Linked DNA regions of Homo sapiens: region 2 is linked to region 1. Evidence: chromatin contacts called from ENCODE Hi-C or POLR2A ChIA-PET data. All regions are on one chromosome and are shown on one strand. Each heading gives the region's core, a stretch centred on a gene start or an enhancer-like site at or near the end of the contact. The rest is flanking DNA. Distances are from core to core; before and after follow the strand shown. Region 1 holds the start of LOC105374151 (a long non-coding RNA gene). Region 2 overlaps WWTR1 (WW domain containing transcription regulator 1).

Region 1 (6,256 bases), core at 2,428-4,927:
TCTTTTCATCATAGCCTTCACAATTGTCATATCAAAGTCGTTTCCTAAAAACATTAAGCCTTATAAGATGCACCACATTTGTTTGTAAAATGTACAACTTTTGGAAACTCCATTCAGGGGGTAGACACCAGACCTCCCCCTGGCTCCTGTGCGCATGTTTAATCTCTCTTCAAATGCCCACACCATTTCCTGCAAAAATTGATTGGCTATGGTTCATCACCTCCTCTGGGTGATCTGCTATCTTCCTTCTCTTATGACTCAGGTTATTGACAGCTGGGAAAAGGCACACACCTCTGACTGATGGTGACCCAAAAAGAAATCATAGAGAAGCAAATTTGGCTCCACTGGTTTGATTTTTCCTTCCTTCCTCCTTACACATCCAAGGAGGTTTTGCTCTGGAAATCTCTTGCTATGGGTAAGTGAATGGGTTTGTGGGGTAGGTTCTCATGGAGACGCCTCACCAGGGCCTCTCCCGCTATTTCCTCAGAACCCCACCTAACAGCCACATTACCCTTAGCATTAACTCTTTCAGACACAGACAATAGATATTATAAAAGTATTTTATTAATTCTCTTCACTGTGGTAAGTTTTATGACTTTTATAATCTTTCTAAGAACAATCACAACATTGGATGCCTCTGAATATGGAGATAACAAGACTTGTTTCACAGCATTTCCTCACAATCAAAGTACACTGGAATCAATACTCTTGGGAAAAGTTCCCGAAACACTGGGAAATTAAAAAATTTCCTAAGTGCTAAATGATTCAAATAGTTCAGGATGATAAATTAATTTGGGGATAATTATTTACTATTATTAAATTATTTTAAATAATCTAAACATACATTGTATTTCCACTTAGGTCTTTGTTATCCAATATTATTTCACTATGTCTCAAAATACTATATTTATATATATGCTGGCAATCCTATATATGCATATATGTATTTGTGTGTGTACATACATATACATACATATATACATATATATAAAATCATTTCTCAGCATTTTGGCTGAAATCAAGTGTAGTATATGTTACCAGTTTTATAAATATACATCTATAATCTTAGAGGAACTCCTGTACCTGTGACAGATCAAAGAATTACAGACATGACTGTATGCTACCCTACATAGAAATTGCCAGTTTTGTAGGTAGCCCAAGAGAGTAATATTAGCTCAGATGTAGGAAATGGTGTTTTGTGTACTATACTAGAGATAGATCTTCAACATGTTCTTAAATTTTAACTTTCATGGAAAAATCAAAGGAAAAAGACAAAATTATTATTACATTGAAAAAAATCAAAGGGAGAACAGCCATCAGGTAAGCCATTCAGTCTCCAGAGGACTTGCACTTGTCAGTGGAGCCTCAGCGTGAGTCCACTTAGGAACAAAGTATTTCTCAACAGTTTGTTTGCATCTTCAAAATATCCAGTAGTTATTTTCATGTTACCCAGGAGAAAGACTCTGATGGAAGTGGCTTACGCTGACTAAATTCACAAGAGCCTTATTGAAAAATCAAACCTCCAATTAACTAATTTGGAATGGAAAAAAAAAAAGAGTGCTATTAAAGAGTCTGAAATATCCATATTGTCAGGTCAGAAGTTTCTCTCACTTGTGGAAAAGTCTGCCTAGGAAGTCAATTTACTTTTGAAAAGTTCCTTGTTAAAAACCGAGTGAGCCTAAAGGGAGCTGGATCAGAATAATGGGAGAAATGGCATTATAAAGCATTAACTGAAGTTGAAATGATTTAGGTAACATGTCTATGTCTTTTTCAGAGGCTCAGACTATATATTTTCGGTGGAATTTTAAAATTTTGTTTTTAAATTCATTCTGGTAATAATGCTCAAGTCCCCATAGAAAAACTCACCTCTAACCAAACACTGCATGTTCTCACTCATAAGTGGGAGTTGAACAATGAGAACACATGGACACAGAGAGAAGAACATCACACACTAGGGCGTGTTGGGCGGTGGGGGGTGGAGGGTGGGGGGTGAAGGGAGGGAACTTACAGGACGGATCAATAGGTGCAGCAAACCACCATGGCACACGTATACCTAGGTAACAAACCTGCACATTCTACACATGTATCCCTTTTGTTTTGTTTTAGGAAAAAAAGAAAAACGCACCTCTAAATTGTATTCTAAAGGCATTTGTAACTCATGCATTTGCTAGAGTCGGGTGTTTTGCTCTGAATTTTGGTGTGGCTTAATTCTAATTTCTTTTATAGCAAAGTCCTATCAGTACAATTAAGAAAGGTTTCCTTGATAATATTTTTCTATAGGCTTTCACTTTTTTCTTATCTACTTCCCCTGCCAGTGACCTTTGCCTTTATGTCATCTTGATCATTATGCCACAGACTGAAAACTTTGGAAAGTGCGGAGATATTGCACTCTAATGTAATTGTAATGCGTTAGTTCCATTTTGCCAACACATAGTACTTCAACACTTCACTGGCAAACAAGCTGGTGATGAAAAGGCAGGCTTTCTGCCTTGTGAATACTTCACCAATTTTCTTGATTAGAAGAATTTAAAGAGGGTTACTAAACAAACTGAACTTCCTACATTTTCTATGGACAGAACTTGAGAGTTTAATGTCAGTTGAATTTATTAGCACTATTATATTTATCAAGAATTAGGTAGCATGTTCTTTCTTTCTATCTTCGTATGTTTAGCATCTATTACAATGTCTGGTAGAGAGTAAGTGTCTGGAGACAATTCTCCTTGGATTTCTCACATTTCTACATGTCTCATGAGTAAAGGGATTGACTGACTTTGTTCTGGACTATTTTTCAAGGGTGTTTGTGTAGCAAACCACCTTGGAAGAGTGAAAAAGTGTCTCAAGAGTAATGAGTAGGCATGCTTCCTGTTCGGTGTAAAAGGCCTGATTTCCCTAAGCTCAGAGTTCCTCTCAAATGCTGAAACTGGCTACTGCTACTGCTGTAACAAAGTCACTTGTCTCTGACCCAAGAATCTCATGACTTCTACCAGTTCCTTTGAAACTGGCAAGCTAACAAATAGCTTCAAAATAGGATAAAATAAGCTAAAATCTCAGATCCTTCAAATTCTTAAGAGTAAGTGCTCGAAAAAGGGGGGAGGTTGTTGAATTAATTAATTTAAAAAATATAGGTGGCTTAACATTCTGTTGAATAGTCCACAGTTATCCAAAGAAGGAGCGCAAGAACTTCTATTGGCAAGGAGCTATTTCACAATATATTTTCATTAAAGTACCAGTGTGTGTTAGTCAGCCTATGTTTATTTTAGATATCGTTGTTGACTTTAAAATGTTGGCAGCAGTATGTTTGGACTCAGCTAAACATTGAGTTGCATGATGAGAACTGATTATTTATTTAAGCATTACCTAGTCAGGTAGGAACTGCAGACTTTGGATAGTTTCTACTTGCTTCTACATCAGTGTCCCTAATGGATGAGGCTATAGTTTTGGTATACAGAGCTGAAATTTTATTCTTTCTTTCTAAAAATAACAGCTGATTCTCTTTAGAGTGACATTTTCATTTGGAACACAAAAACATTGACTTTGGTGTTTATTTTTCCATGTACTTTAGAGGTGCATTTGTTTTTCTCTCCATTTTAGAATGCCTAACAAACCTGAACCAGGAAACCCTTTACCAACAGGAAGTGACCCAGTCTTTCTGCATGGCAGGTGGCCACGCTGCCACCTGCTCCCTTCCTGTTAGTCATGACTCCAAGGGTCTTGACAGAGGGTAGTGACAGGCAACTGGAGATCTGGAAAGAAAATCTCTCTTCAAAGGTAAACAAGTGATTTCAAGTCAATCACCTTTCATAATTATCTTAGAAACTGTATGATATATTAGGAGAGAAAAGGTACTAGGATTGGAAACATAGGTTTACTTCCAGTCTTGCTACTTTTTCTGGATTCTGGGCAAGTCATCTGAACTCTCTTAGTTTTTCCAGTTGTAAAATAATAATAATAACGATGAAGTAATAAAACACCTTCTCTACCTATATCAAACATTGTTTTGAGCATCAAACAAAATAGCTCAATTCTGGTCAGTAAATGTAACAACCATATAGCCTTTTCTCAACATTTTGGTTATACATTTAGAAGGGCTTTGAAGACCACAGAAGTTTATATAAATAGAAGTATTGTTAGTATTATTAGTAAGGAGTATACCCAGCACATTGCTTTTAACTTCTTGCATCACTCTTTTGCACTGAACAAAATGTCATTCTAAGGATTAAGCAAATATGCCCTTGAGTGCTATGTATACATGATTGAATTTTTATTTTTTACTTTTCTTTTTATTTTTAGTTGACATGTAATAATTGTATATATTATGGGATACAGTCATATTTCAATACCCATGTATACAATGGATAATGATCATATGAGAGTAATCAGCACATCCATCATCTCAAATATGTATCATTTCTTTGTATTGTGAACATTCAAAATCCTCTCTTTTAGCTTTTTAAAAATATGCAATAAATTATCTTTAACCATATTCCCCTTGCAGTGCTGTAGAGCACCAGAATTCCTTCCTTCTATCTAGCTGTAATTTTGTATCTGTTAACCAACCTCTCCCCAACCTCCCCAGCCCCCTACCGTTCCCAGCCTGTAATAGTCAAAATTCTACTCTCTACTTCTATTAGCACAGAATTTTTTTAGCCCCCACACATGAGTAAGAACATGCAGTACTTATCTTTCTGTGCCTGGGTTATTTTGCTTAACATAATGTCTTCCTGGCTCATCCATATTGCCATGAATGACAGAATTTTATTCTTTTTTATGGCCAAGTAGTATTCCATTGTGTATCTCACATTTTCTTTCTATTCTTCTGTTGATGGACATTTTGGTTGATTCCATACATTGGCTATTGGGAATAGTACTGCTATAAACATGGGAATGCAGATATCCCTTTGATATACTGACTTCTTTCCTTTGGATAACTACCTAATAGAATTAGGTAGATCCAGTAGAATTGCTGGATCATATGGTAGTTCTATTTTTAGTTTTTTGAGAAACCTCCACACTATTTTCCACAATGGGTTTACTAATTCACACTCCCACCAACAGTGTATAAGGGTTCCCCCTTTTCTGCATCCTTGTCAGCATTTGTTATTTTTTGTTGTTTTCACAATAGCCGTTCTAACAGGGGTGAGGTGATATTTCATTGTGGTTTTGATTTGCATCTCTCTGATGATTAATGATGTTGAGAATTTTTTCATATATATATTTGTGGTCATTTGTCTGTCTTTGGAGATATTAATATGTCTATTTGGATCATTTGCCCATGTAATTCCAATTGGTTGGCACCTGCAAAGCCATTTCTAAGATCCTCTCATGACTGTGGGTGGATGGAAGGATGAACACTTGGGTGGCTAAAGCAAACGTGGACTTTTGTTGTTCTTGTGAGGGCTGGTGGGGCAGAATGCTTTTATACAGCCATGAAGTAGCAGGGAAAAAAGCTCTGAGATCCTCCAGTGTGTAGGGAATATTCTCTGCTTTTCTCATGCTCTGTACCAATCAAACCTGGGCTCTTGTTCCTTAATGTACTGTCATTAGCTTTGCCTTTCTCTTATCCCATAGTCCTGTACTATAGTGAGAAAAAGACATAGAAAAGACTGCACAGCTCTTCGTAGCTTACAAATCATTTTCATAATTGTCATCATGTTTAAACATCACTATGACACTGCTACGTAGGCATAATTGCACCTGTTTTATGGTGAATAAACTGACAATCAAGGTTAAGGGACATACCAAGGTCACGCAGGAGATGAAGCTGGGGCTTAAGAGGCCTCTGTCAAGCTCATGGTTGTTTCATTCTTCTGGGCTGCCTCTGGGTTAAAACTTTTTAAAAAGTAAATTCTGAAATAGTTAGAATGGATTATGGTAGGAGAGAGTGCAGAATGAGTTTGCAGTGAAGCATCTTAGAGGGACAACACAATAGTAAACCTCCTCTTCCTTCTCATATCTTATAATCAAGGATTAAGAAGCTCCTTGCCTTCTTGTTAAGAAATTGATCGCATTAGGGTCATCTCTATATTAATGGCAGAAATTGAGTCAATATGTTGATCTTGGGCCCCTGAAAACAAGGGTTCTTTGGGTCCAGGGATAGAATTCAGGCAGTCCATGGGCCTGGATGAAGAAAAAAATTCCTGTTTTTGATTTCTTGAACTTCTAGCATTTCTCTCAGTTATGAATTTAGACTCCAAACCATGGCAATTATTAGCTCTTCCTATAAGTATGTCACCAATATAAATACAATATATTTTCC
Region 2 (6,343 bases), core at 1,040-3,539, 200 kb before region 1:
CAGACATTCACACCATAGCAGTATGCCACCTGTGACAGTACCTGTTTGTCTTTATAGCTGTGTTCTCTTGTTTCTCCAGTATCTCAGTGGTATTGGACAGGATATTAGATTCAGGAGAGGACTTCAGAATGTTAACTAGTGGTAAGAAAGCAGCTTCATGGGGTGGCTGGGGCTTGAGGGAGTCTGTAACTCGGGACCACATTTTAGTAACTAGAGAAAATGTTTCAGCAACTGTATGGTGATAAGTCCCTAGTCTAAATCTCTAGCACAAATCTTTCTTTTGAGTGCTGGATACCCTATTCTTTTGCCCATTAAACACGTCTACTTGCATGCGCCACAGTCACCTCAAAGGCAACATGTCCAAAGCAAATTCATTATCTCACTCTCGAACTTGCTCCTTCTCCGTTGTTATGGAACTCAGTAACCACATTGCTCAAATTACTGCCTCACCCATTATTTCTTCCTCACCTATCACATCCAGTCCTCCAAGTTCTCTCAGTCCCGCCTCATACATTTCCTCCATAACCTGCTCCCTTGTCTATGTTTTCTAGTGTAGGTCACTACACTAGAAAGGTCATCCTTTGCTTGTGCTCCTGCAATAGTCTTCTAACTGGTCTCCTACCTGGTAGCTGGTCTTACTCTCCTCTGATCCACTCTCATGCTGTGGCCAAAGTGATTTTCTAAAAAGACAGATGTCTTAATTATGCATGTGCTTTGAAGCTCCTCGTTTGGCATTTAGGATAAAGTTCAAATGCCTTAGCTTATGAGAGGCCCTGTGACCAGGTCTCCACTCTCCAACCATATTGATGATCTTACAGTTTCTCCTGTGTATTGTGCTGTCTCCGGCCTCTGGACCTTTAGTGCTGCTCCTTCTGTCTAAATTACTTGTTTTCTCAATTAGTGACCCTTCCCTCCTTCAGTGCACAGGCTTGGAAGCCTATCCATGAATCTCACTACCCTGAAATCCAAGGGATAAGGTGACCATGAACCTCAGCACCTCAAGCCTTCCATTGACATTTCCCTCCTTTGCTCCATGGGTAAGAATGCAGAACGTATGGCTTCAGCTTCTGTGTGGGCCTTTCTCTATGCCTGGTTTTTCCTGGCACCTGTCCTCCCACCTGCCTTCTGGCCTGCCAGTGTGTCTGATCTGAGCAGACTGGGAGGGTGTGAAGAAGGGCCAGTACCGCTTCAGCAGGAAGGGCAGCACACGGAAGGCCAGCAGCCTTGGGCTGGCCTGCATCTGCCCCTCACATACCCTACAGAGAAACACTGAGCAGCTGGTCAGCATGTGGGCTGGGAGGAATGGGGCTGGGCTAGGGGACTAGGGATTAAGGCAGCCCTTGTAGCAGCAACTGTGACACAAGGAGCACCTGGCCCTCCTGGAAGTCCCAGGGCTCTTTCTTTGACCTCCTTCCTTCACTTCCTGCATTTTCTAAATTGTAGCTAAAATTTGAGATAGAACCCTAAGAGTAAAACCTGGCCCTGCTAGCATTGATTTCCTGAGATTAACTTCTCTTTTAGCTAAGGAGCATCTCTGGATGATGAGTAGAGATGGAAGCCAAGTCATGTGCCCTTAAAGTCCTGTGCAAGCTCCTTCCCGGGATGTGGTGGGGTGTGCATGCAGTGAGCTGTGAGGGGGTGGCCCTGTCACAGGGAATGAGGCCTCAGCCATTGTCTGGCAGTGTTGGCAGTGTGATTTTAAGCCAGTTATTTAACTTCTAGGTCTCAGGTCCTTAGCCTATAAAGTTGGGATAATACTTATCTTACAGGGTTGGAGCATGAAATAAATATTAAGAGAATCAAAAGCAAAAATGCTTTGCATATTATGTAATATGAAACTATTTTTCATGTACTACTACTTATAGTATTACTACTATTTATGGAGTTTAAAAAGTTTCTGTGTTTTGAATATATTTAATGAACTCAGTCTTTCTAATTATCTGTATGTATCATGAATACAACATAAAATCTATGACCGTGGCAAAATACTATCACTGACCTTAGATGTGGCCAATGTGTTCTTGACTGAGATCTGTACAGCTTCACATGCTTTTTTTTTTTTTTTTTTTTGGTATGCCGCTTATGTAGCACCAGTAGAGGATTTTTTTTTCATTGACATTATCTTATATTCCCCTCATTATTAGGAGAAAATGTCAGTTGATTTTCTGCGTTACTAAGGACATGAACAAAGAAAACTGTGTAACACAAAACTTTCTGTGTGGAATAGAGAAATTTAATCACTGTCATGATTTCATCAGTGGGGCAGTTCACAGCTTTAGGGCATGCCAATGAGCTGTATCACTTCAGAGTTAACCAAAGAAAGAAATGTAATGGGGGATGGAGAATGTAATTAGAGTGGAGTACAAGGGGGGGGTGGGGAACCTTTGTAACTAAATTATTAGCATTATCATGAAGAAACTGTCTTTTGAATTGTTTTTAAGCTAAAGAAATCATAAAGCAGTGTTTTTATGTGACTATGTAATTCCCCTTGTATTTGAGGTTAATATGCTGCAAATTCTTCATAAATCTTCATTAAGATGTCAAAATTCCTTGTGAAGCCTGTCTTCATTTGCATTCCCTTGTACAGTTATTAACAAAGACCCTTTATGTCTCTGCCCAGCTTGATTTCAGTCATGAACTCCATTTTCCTTTTATTATTTCATAGAATCTGGTTCCTTGATTGAACTTAGTAAATCATTTCTTGAGGACTTGGTGGGAAGCCAGAGAGTGGTAGTGAGGGGGGCAGTTTATGAGCCCAGGGTGGGTGGAGACCCTTGTTCCTCAAAGCAAGACATTATTAACTTTAGAGTCTCCTCTTATCAGATCTTAAAAATTCTTGCCCAAAGTTAATAGTTTTTGAAGTTTGCAAATAGATTTCTACAGTTGAAACCTAGAGTAGAAAGAAGCCTGGTTATTTATTTATTTATTTATTTATTTATCTTTGGCTTTAAAATTAGGCTTTTCTGGCCGGGCACAGTGGCTCATGCCTATCATCTCAGCACTTTGGGAGGCCCAGGCAAGCGGATCACTTGAGGTCAGGAGTTCGAGACCAGCCTGGCCAACATGGTGAAACCCCGTCTCTACTGTAAATACAAAAATTAGCTGGGTGTGGTGATGCTGTAATCCCAGCAACTCGGGAGGCTGAGGCAGGAGAATCTCTTGAAACTGGACAGCAGAGGTTGCAGTGAGCCGAGATCGTGCCACTGCACTCCAGTCTGGGCAACAGAGTGAGACTCCGTCTCAAAAAAAAGTTGGGGGGGAAGCCTTTTCTCACCAATTGAGTGTCAGTGTGGCCAGTGTAAACAAGGATGAAAATAGCTATTTGAGGGGTTTGGTGGCCACTTTAAAGTTGTGTCAGGGCAATGATCAACACTAGAGTTTCAGTTCCTGTTGAGATCTGTGCTCTCTACCTTTCAGTCTGTGAGACTGAGTCGGAATGTCCCCAAGTATTTAGGACCCTGTGACTGCTGGAATTTCAGGGTTGCTCAGGGTCCAGAGTGAAAAGAACGCTGCTGCCAATAACGCCTTCCCATCTTGGGTTGCCTTTGTTCACATAGCTTTGCTTATTCTTTAATCCAAATCATCAGCTCATTCCAAAATAGTTGCTAGCAAAAATACATGTGAATGCTCATTCAAGAATATAAAGGATATTAAAATATCCTCTTATATCATGACTCTGCAGACGGAAAATTCTACCTGAACTTTGCCTTTGGTTTTCTTAACATTTCCTCTTAGCCCTACGTAGATACATTTTTCTCCTGTGGGGGAAAATTTATTGTTTCCTCATTTTCCCCCAGCATTATTTGAGTGTCTGCAAATGCATATTGGTAGTTTTTCTAGTAGGACCTGGTTTGTGGTTGTTAATGGTAAATGTGAAAATTAGATGTAGTCCAGGCTCAAAAGGAGTTTAAAATCTGATAGAAATAAGACTTTCCACAACCACTAGTGTGGCAAAATCTCTGTGGGTAAATGTAACTTCAAGCATAATGTACCCATCTCTCACATTTTGCTCAAGTTGAATTTCTTCCGTTCTGAGGCAGCCACTCCCTCTGTACCATATGATTACATGGCTTGCTTACTTGCTGTACTGCCTTTAGCATTGTCGGTTGGGTGTTTTAAACCTGCACGTTTTATTTCTCAAGTAGACCGGAGGATCCTTAAAAGGTAGCCAAAGAATAGAATTATATAATATTTTAAAAAGTAAAAAAAAAAAATAATTTTTTTCATATTCTGGGTCATTGTAGCTTTGTTTACAAGGACTTTACATGTTGAAGAATTGGAGGATGTATTAGTTTTGGGTTTTTTAGGTTGGTTTTTAGAGAAGTATTAGGAAGTTCCCAAGGGGATTGACCTTGTAGTTTCAAGAAAAGGAGAAATGGTCATGCCTGGGCATTTTTGGGTGCTTTGTTTGAAATATGCATCCACTTGGCTGGGTGTGGTGCCTCATGCCTATAATCCCAGCATTTTGGGAGGCTGAGGCAGGTGGATCACTTGAGGTTAGGAGTTCCAGACCAGCCTGGCCAACACAGTGAAGCCCCCTCTTTACTAAAAATACAATAATTAGCCAGGTATGGGGGCTCACCTGTGTCACCTGTGGTCCCAGATACTCAGGAGGCTGAAGCACTAGTATTGCTTGAACCTGGGAGGCAGAGGTTGCAGTGAGCTGAGATGGCTCCATTGCACTCCAGCCTGGGCAACAGAGTGAGACTCTGTCTCAAAAAGAAAGAAAAACTATAAAAAATTATAAAATATGCATCTACCTCTTGAAATTGATACATTTTTGAATTTGGAAATGTTGAATAATTAGAGCCTGAGCATAGGTCTATGTTTTGCTAAGATAATGTACTTGGGAGGGTGGTTAAAATAGTCATTAATTTTGGTCACAAATTTAAACAGAGCTTGCTTGACAGGGACAGCTTCTCTCTGTTTCATGCAGTGTCATTTGGAGTGGCTTGACTGGGGGACAAGGGATTAATTTTCAAGGGGGCTCACCCACATGACTAGCAAGTTGGTGTTGACTGTCAGCCAGGCAACATTTTCTTTCCAAGTGGGTCTCTCTACAAAATGCATGAGCTTCCTTATGGCATGGTGGCTGGGTTCCAAGAGTGAGCATTCCATGAAACAGAAAGTAGGAGCCATGAGTTGGTGCCGGAAACTGGTACATCATATTTACCATATTCTATTGGTCAAGCAGTTGATAATGTGAATTTTAAATAGGAAATTTTATGACTCATGGAAAGACTTTATTTGGATTTCATTTAATGTATCAAATGGGTACCCCAGGGTGGCTATTGCCTTGAGGAAGGTGCTTTATTTCCACTAATGTATAAAGGAAGGTGCCAGGCCCATGAGGTACAACTAATGCTTATTATCAATTTTATTTTATTCTTCCCCTTCAGGTGAGTGGAGTGAGTGTCAAGGACAGAGGACTGAGGTCCCAGCTTGAGGTGCTTGGAGGGACAGAGAAGAATCAGGGTGAGGAAGCTGTCAGGCTCCTCTTTTCCCTTTTGGCCCTGTGACTTTATTAGCTTAACTAATACTTCATAGTGTTTGCTATGTACCAGGCACTTTACATATATTAACTCAATTATATTCCCATCGGGGACTGTGTTACAGGTAGAATCTTAATTAAAGCTACTGCTACTGATTCTTAATAATGGCATTACTTGAAGAGATTATTATTAATAGGCCCTTGCCCCATTTGATTACACTGTGTGATATACAGTTGTCCCTTGGTGTCCGGAAAGGATTGGTTCCAGGACCCTGGAAGATACAAAAATTTGACGACGCTCAAGTCCTTTATAGACAATGTCATCATATTTGCATAAAGCCTATACACATCCTCTCTTATACTTTAAATCATCTCTAGATTTACTTATAATACCTGATAAAATGTAAATGCAATGTAAATAGTTGTTATACTGTATCATTGTATTGTTTTTTATTTGTATTCATTTTTACAAATTGTTGTACTATCATTATTTATTTTGAATATTTTCAGGCCAATGTTGGTTGAATCCCAGGATGTGAAACAGGTGAAGATGAAGGGCCCATTATATACCTTGTCGCTATTTAAAGATGTCTCAAACTCTTGGAATTTTGATGTTTTTGAACATGTAACTTAATGGATCCTCCTTCATATTATTGTAGTTTCTCTTAATACTAAAGTAGATATTATTGCCTTGGTGTATTTTACTTTTAAGTTTAAAAAATTTTTGATTTAATGATACTCTTGAGGATTTTAGTTTGGGATATTACCACTGTCAAAGCTGGCAGGTTCTTCACTTGATTAAGTCTTATTTCCACTCAACACCATTTAAGTAGTTTGAGACTGGTTATAATG

The links. Hi-C counts contacts between places; a loop is a spot of excess contacts on that map. ChIA-PET counts read pairs that join two places held with the same protein, here RNA polymerase II (POLR2A). Pooled maps may share reads with other maps.
Region 2: POLR2A ChIA-PET joins it to region 1 with 20 read pairs in PC-3. The contact joins two enhancer-like sites. A Hi-C loop is called at or near these places in 2 of 37 single-sample maps with no recorded cell type and 2 of 50 pooled maps. POLR2A ChIA-PET finds 5 or more read pairs at or near these places in 1 of 52 experiments (PC-3).

The regions. Positions count from the first base shown.
Region 1 is chr3:149,398,777-149,405,032 of GRCh38, reverse strand. It overlaps LOC105374151 (a long non-coding RNA gene), which reads left to right and starts at 243. Exons shown (of 3, transcript XR_924574.3): 1 at 243-415; 2 at 3,592-3,768. Within about 2 kb of position 3,677, at least 9 of the 41 ENCODE cell types and tissues checked have a DNase peak (open chromatin) inside an H3K27ac peak, as active enhancers do.
Region 2 is chr3:149,599,582-149,605,924 of GRCh38, reverse strand. All of the region lies in intron 2 of WWTR1 (WW domain containing transcription regulator 1), which reads left to right. Among named protein-coding and RNA genes, the nearest start is that of WWTR1-IT1, 49 kb to the left of the region's middle. RefSeq lists an enhancer at 613-1,303. Within about 2 kb of position 2,289, at least 4 of the 41 ENCODE cell types and tissues checked have a DNase peak (open chromatin) inside an H3K27ac peak, as active enhancers do.